Regions from separate parts of the Homo sapiens genome. Here region 1 is linked to region 2. A link is a contact called in ENCODE Hi-C data. All regions are on one chromosome and are shown on one strand. The core of a region is the stretch at or near the end of the contact, and the rest is flanking DNA. Distances in the headings are between cores, read along the strand shown.

Region 1 (2,936 bases), core at 85-2,584, 1.1 Mb before region 2:
AGAATGGCAAGAGGCTGTGGCACTTCCTGAGCAAGAAGAAACAGATTCTATAGGAACAGTTCCAAGATTGAATATAGGATTAGTCATTTACCTTTCTATATTCTTAATCAGCTTTAATGACAATGTCACTTGAGTGAAGAAAAGGATTTAAAGTAAAAATGAAGTTCATAATTCATTACATTCTTTCCATTCATGGCAGAACCCTGGGGATCATTGTGATTCTTAAGTAGAAAGGACATTAGATGTGGGGCGTATGAGAGACCTGAGTTTTGGTTTTGCCACTGATTAGTTTATAGCCTTAGGAAAGCTGTTTAGCGTTTTTCATGTGTTTTCTCTACTGTACACTGGTGGGCAAAGATGGGAGAGGTGCTTAATCTTAAGGTTTTCCTTCGCCAAAGCGACTGACACAACACTAAATAGAAACGCATCCTGCACAGCGTCCTTGCTCCGCCCTCCTCGCTTTTCTTTGAAAGTCTTTGAGCACCTCCCGCATACACTTGCTCAGCATCGCATACTGGTGTGCACCGGGGCTGGCCATTGAGTCTTTAGCTGGTGGTGTTTCACAAAGGGAATGAAATCTTGTTCTTGGGTTGTGAAACCGTAAGGACACTCCGGTCTCCAAGTTGACATTCGTTTATGGAAGTGCCCATCTCCTTTCCTCGTCACACCTAAGGCCCTTCCCCAGTCCCCCAAAGATGATTAGCTTCACGTTAGGCGGTTCTGGGGACGGCGCCAATTTGCGGGATGCTGTCAGCGCTGATGCTGAGGAAGAGGATGGATCCTTAAGGCTTGCAGGGCCTCACGATTTGGGCCCTTCATCGCGACTGCCTCAGTGTGTAATTTCGTATCGTGACAAAGCATTTCCGATTTTATTCCGAAAAGCCCAACCATGGGGTCCCAACCATCCCTCTATAACCAATTTAACTGTCACGCTAGGAGAACACCTATGTGCGCAAACTACTTGTCTCGGAAGCCCTACTTCTCTCCTCGGGACAGGCGGGGAGTTGCGGCTATGGCTGGAACTACGAGGCCCAGAATTCCTAGGCGCATGCGCGCTGCCATTGTGATGCTCCTTTCCCGGTAACTCGCCCTCTCAGGCAAACCTGAAGATAGCGGCAATTCTCCGGTGGGGGGCGGAGACGGTTTCTGCCCGACTCTCCGCCCCCTTCGTGATAGGCAATGGGACTAGCCAACCGACGCTGCGAGTTCGGAACGCACTCTCCAATCAGCACCTGTAGCGGAGAGGTGGGCGTGCGCGCTGGCAGGGCAGGTGGGCTAGGCTGTGTCGGGTTACGAGGGGGGAGAATAACGTCGGGTCGGGTCAGCGGGCTCTGCAGTAGTCGCCGCAGCGGCGATGGGAGCGGTGGGGACGAGGCGGCGGCGGCGGCAGGAGGGGGAGCAGGTGCTGGCACAAGAGCAGCGGCTTGGGGGAGCCGGCAGCAGCAGTAACAGCAGCAGCAGCCGCCGCCGCCGCCGCCAGTAAACGCGGACGGTACCCCAGGGGACTACCCAGCCGGCCGGCCCTGGAAGCCGCGCTCGGGTCCCGCCGCAGTCGGCGGTGGGGGATGGGCAGGCAGTGGCGGTCCCGCCTGCCGAGGGTTAACCCCCGCCGGTCCCGGTCCTGAGCTGGACCAGAGCCCTCCTCCAGAAACCCCTGCGTCCGCCACGGCCCAGGTAGGACACACCCCCCGACCCCCCAGGGCGCCGCCCTCCCCCAGTCTCGACCCCCTCCTCCGGCCGCACCCCTCGCCGAGTGACCGAGCCTGCTGAGGAGGGGAGGGGTACCGGGGACTTTCAGTTCGCTGCAAGCCCGGGGCTCGTGCCAGACCCCGTCACTCTCCATCTCGGAGATCGTTCTGGTTCTGCCCGATTTCCCCGAAGGCTGCCGCCTCGTTTTGCCCCAGGCTTTGGGTGTCTTCACTGAACTTGGAGGGTCACGAAGCTTCGTTCTGCGTCTCTCTCTGTGGGTGACCCACATATCACTTGTACCCATGCCACTTCTGGTACCAGCACCGAACACGAAGGATTCCTAGGAAATCTGAGCGCTTATTTCCCACCCCGCCTCCCCAACTATCATGGAAAGGAACATGGGACTACTGAATCTGTTTGCTGTGTTGTAACGACAGTGAAGGCCGCGACTTTCTTGTACTTAGGGTGCTGAAGTAATGATCTGAGGGATTTGCTCGTCATTTGCTGTGGCAGAGATGATGTTGACACCCTGGGATGCTGTGGGAGGGACAAAAGACTCACGTATATGTTCTGTCAAATCGGAGAAGTAAATAATCCATTGGGATGCCAGGATACTTTATTCTACAGCGAAGTTAATTTTGTATCCGTCGAGGCTACAGTAGAGGTAAAAATGACATTGAGTTGTACTTTGCTTTGAATTAAAGTTGATGGGTAGCAGCAATCCTGGTATTAACTCTTCTCTCTCATCGCTTTAGAAATTATTCTTTCTTTGAACATTAAAGAGGACAGTTTTATTATACACTTCTAATAATGTGAAGATGTTTTGTAATTCAGTAGAAATTGAGTTTCTGTGTGTGTAGGAGGGTCATGTTATGAATGGGCACATGTAGACACACACGCAGAGGGAGGATCCACTCAGTGTGTTTTGTTAACAATGTTTGGTTCTGAGCCATTGATAATAGTTGCATTGGTATCTAAACCCTGATTTGCCACAGTATAACACAAAGATGTGTTGGCTGTGTACCTTTGGCTAAATGGAATAGAATAAAGTTCATTTGGGGATAGAAGGGGGAAATGATTTTAACTTATCAAGGGAATTGAATGCTATGTATTGCTTGCTTTATTTCCTTTTTTTTTTTAAATAAAGAAGCAGTAATGATGACAAATATAGCTTAATATGATTAATCTTGAGGCATTTGTCTGAAGTCAAAAAATGTTTCAAATAATGTGTGTGTTATATTGTGATC
Region 2 (3,311 bases), core at 751-3,250:
CAGGGAACAGGGGACTCACTACCACCACTGCTGCTCCCAGAGCCACTTCTGCTGCCCGACTTGTGCCTCCCCACTGCAGCCAGCATGATGACAGCATCTGCTTCCAACTGCCCGCCACTGTCATCAAAACTGCTGGACTCAAACAATCCTCTTGCCTCAGGAGGTGGGACTACAGGCACATGCCACCACACGATGGTGTCTCACTATGTTGCCCACGCTGGTCTTGAACTCCTGGCCTCAAGAGATGCCTCCCACCTTGGTCTCCTGAAGTGCTAGGATTACAGGCGTGAGTACTGCACACAGCCTGGGATTCTGAAAATACATGGAAACTGCCATTTTTTCACCCTTTGGACTTCTGCAATTAGGGATTTGTTTTACTTGCTCACCATTTCCTTTAGAGAATGGCTGCTTTCCTCTCCTGGGGCTTCCAAGTGAGAAAATTTCAAAAGGGATCCAAACAATTGCTTTGACCCCATAACTCTGCTAAGAATTTAACAAGGCCGGGAGCAGTGGCTTATGTGTTCCATGGCGTTCCAAAACTTTGGAATGCTGAGGTGGAAGGATTGTTTGAGGAATCTGAGACCAGCCTTGTCTCTACTAAAATTCAAAAAAATTAGCCAGGCGTGGTGGCGCATGCCTGTAGTCTCAGCTACTCCCAGGTGCTGAAGCAGGAGGATCTCTTGAACCTGGGAGGTCGAGGTGCAGCGAGCTATGATCGTGCCACTGCACTCCAGCCTGTGTGACAGAGTAAGACCCTGTCTCAAAAAATATAAAGTATTTAACCAACAAACATACTCACACATGCGCAGAAGACGCTGCTCCTGCAGACTGGCTTCTTCACTGTTTCCTAAACACATCAGGCATACTCCCAAAGAGGGCTTTGCCTGCACTTACCTTCTAACCTACTTCTTCTACTCTACAATGTACTCATTCAGTACACCTGTGGTTGATTGTCCACGTTCTCACTTAGAATGTAACAGGACATAGACTGTAAAAGACAGATTTGTTTTGTTCAGTGATGTATCTCAAACACACTGAACAGAGCCTGGCACACAGAGATGCTGAATAAGTATTTGTTAAATCAATCCTCAAAGTATTCGTTGCAGCATTATTGAAAACAACGGATTGGACATGACCTAAATGACTAAGTGAATACAGCACTAGCACACAGACGTGAAAAAGACTGAGGTAGAGGAATGTGAAATGATCTCCAAGATACACGGTGCAGAAGAGTGTGTTTAGCAGGCTACTATTTGTACAAAAAAAGGGTAAAAAGTCGTGTGTGCACGGATATAAACAATCTTTCTGTAAGAATGCAAACTGGGGCTGGGAGGAAACCTTGCTTCATTTACATTGCGTACCACTGTATATTACATACCCATCACATACACATGAGCCTGTGTTGCTGTTCAGTGGTAAGAAATCATTTAAAAATAGAAAAAAGAAGGAAGGAGGGAAGAGAGAAAGAAAGAAAAGGAATAAAAACCAAGCAGGGGAAGAGCCAGGGACCATTTGGTCAGCCTGCAATCCTCCCAAAGTGCGACAAGGGAGTTGAGGTCGGAGGTGGGGCGCGTGGGGGAGGAATCCGACCACCAGCTGTGTGCCTTCGATGAGCTTTCAACAAGGGTAACAGCAAGCTGCTCAAGACTGTAGGAAACACAGGGCTTCGCCGCGACCACGGTCAAGACGGCACCGGGCCTTGGGAACAACGTGAACAGAATCACCCAGGAAGCCGCGGGAGCGCGCGAACACGGGAGAAGGGAAGCAGGTTGCCACAGAAGAGCAACCCGAGCGGGGCCTCAGGGCAGTCGCACACACGAGGTTCCGAGCCCCCGGTGTCAGCGGCATCCCAGGGCCCCTCCCGTGTTCGGAAATCGCCGCAGCCTGTGGGAGAGCCACTCACCCCTTGCAGCGGCCGGGAATTCTCGTAACTCGCTCCGCACGGCTTCCAAAGCCGCCTCCGCCATGGCTGCGTCAGCGCCGGCCGAGACCCCGCCTTTCCCCGACGCCCCGCCGCAGGCCACACCCCAAGCACTCGCCCCGCCCTCCCCAGAGTCCCCGCCGCAGGCCACACCCCCAGACCCTCGCCCCGCCCTTCCAGAGGCACCCGCCGCAGGCCACACCCCCAGCACCCCGCCCCGTCCTGCCCCTGGACACACACCGGGTTCTGCCACCGAAGCGGTGGAGCGACTGGCAGCGCCCGCTTCGGCCTGCCCCACTGGCCGGCATCCCAGGGTTAACAAACAATTGTGTTTATTGACAAGTTCATACATCAGTACAAACGGGCACGTTAAAAACAGCGCCCCCGCCCCATGCAGCCGAGGATGAGGCAGGAAGCGCCGCGACCTGCACAAAGTATAAAAGTTATAAATAAGGGGCTTTCAAAACAAGGCGGGGGCAAATCTGGAGTGGGGCGGCGGTTGCCGGTGGCCTCAGACATGCAGAAGGGGACGGGGCGCCGGCCGGGCCACGAGGCCCCCCACCCACATGGGGCAGAGGGCAGGAAAAGGGCGGCCACATTCTCACAAACTTCTGGCGAAGGGTAGCTCCCTCCTCGTGAAGGACCTGGCCCAGAGGGCGAACCTGAGTCCCACCTGCGGTGGGCGCGGCTGGTGTGGGAAGTCGGGGCACAGCAGGCACGGGCCCGCCCCCGCCGCCGCGGGAGTTCCAGGGCCATGCGGGTGGCGATGCTAGAGGAGTGGGGAAGGGCCAGGTTTGGAGCAGCTCAAGCGCACTCAGGCTGATGCCCCGGAGCTGGGAACCTTTTGTAACCCTTTTTCTTTTTTTTTTTTGAGATGGCGTGTAGCTTTGTCACCTAGGTTGGAGTGCAATGGCGCGATCTCGGCTCACTGCAACCTCCACCTCCACCTCCAGGGTTCAAGCGATTCTCCTGCCTAAACCTCCCGAGTAGCTGGGATTACAGGCGCCCACCACCACGCCCAGCTAATTTTTTTATTTTTAGTAGACAGGGTTTCACCATGTTGGCCAGGCTGATCTCGAACTCCTAACCTCAGGTGATCCACCCGCCTCGGCCTCCCAAAGTGCTGGGATTACAGGCTTGAGCCACCACACCTGGCCCAGAACCCATTTCTTTATAAGCCTCTGCCTATGGCGCAGCAGGGCGGGTGAAGGGGCTCTCGTGGCCTGAAGCTGTGGTAAAGCTGCTCTGACTTACCTGCAGCAGAGGGGAGCAGTAGGGCCCAGAAAAACCTTTCCTCAACTCTTCAACTGCCTCACGACATGGTCCCACTCTACCTCCTAGGGTCCCCTATCTCCTTTCCCTCACCCCTAATTACTGCCCTTTTACATTC

The links. A loop is a pair of places that touch in the nucleus more often than their neighbours do. Pooled maps may share reads with other maps.
Region 1: a pooled map shows a loop between it and region 2 (16-fold over the local background). The contact joins the promoter of TTBK2 here to the promoter of JMJD7-PLA2G4B in region 2. A Hi-C loop is called at or near these places in 6 of 50 pooled maps.

What each region holds. Positions count from the first base shown.
Region 1 is chr15:42,919,176-42,922,111 of GRCh38, reverse strand. It overlaps TTBK2 (tau tubulin kinase 2), which reads left to right and starts at 1,334. Exons shown (of 15, transcript NM_173500.4): 1 at 1,334-1,674. RefSeq lists enhancers at 713-812, 1,015-1,515, 1,516-2,016 and a silencer at 1,333-1,742.
Region 2 is chr15:41,826,781-41,830,091 of GRCh38, reverse strand. JMJD7-PLA2G4B (JMJD7-PLA2G4B readthrough) reads right to left here and starts at 2,000. Exons shown (of 25, transcript NM_005090.4): 1 at 1,904-2,000. The coding sequence starts at 1,967. MAPKBP1 (mitogen-activated protein kinase binding protein 1) reads right to left here. Exons shown (of 31, transcript NM_014994.3): 31 at 2,237-3,311. It overlaps JMJD7 (jumonji domain containing 7), which reads right to left and starts at 2,000. Exons shown (of 8, transcript NM_001114632.2): 1 at 1,904-2,000. The coding sequence starts at 1,967. RefSeq lists a silencer at 2,023-2,112 and enhancers at 1,847-2,141, 2,173-2,402.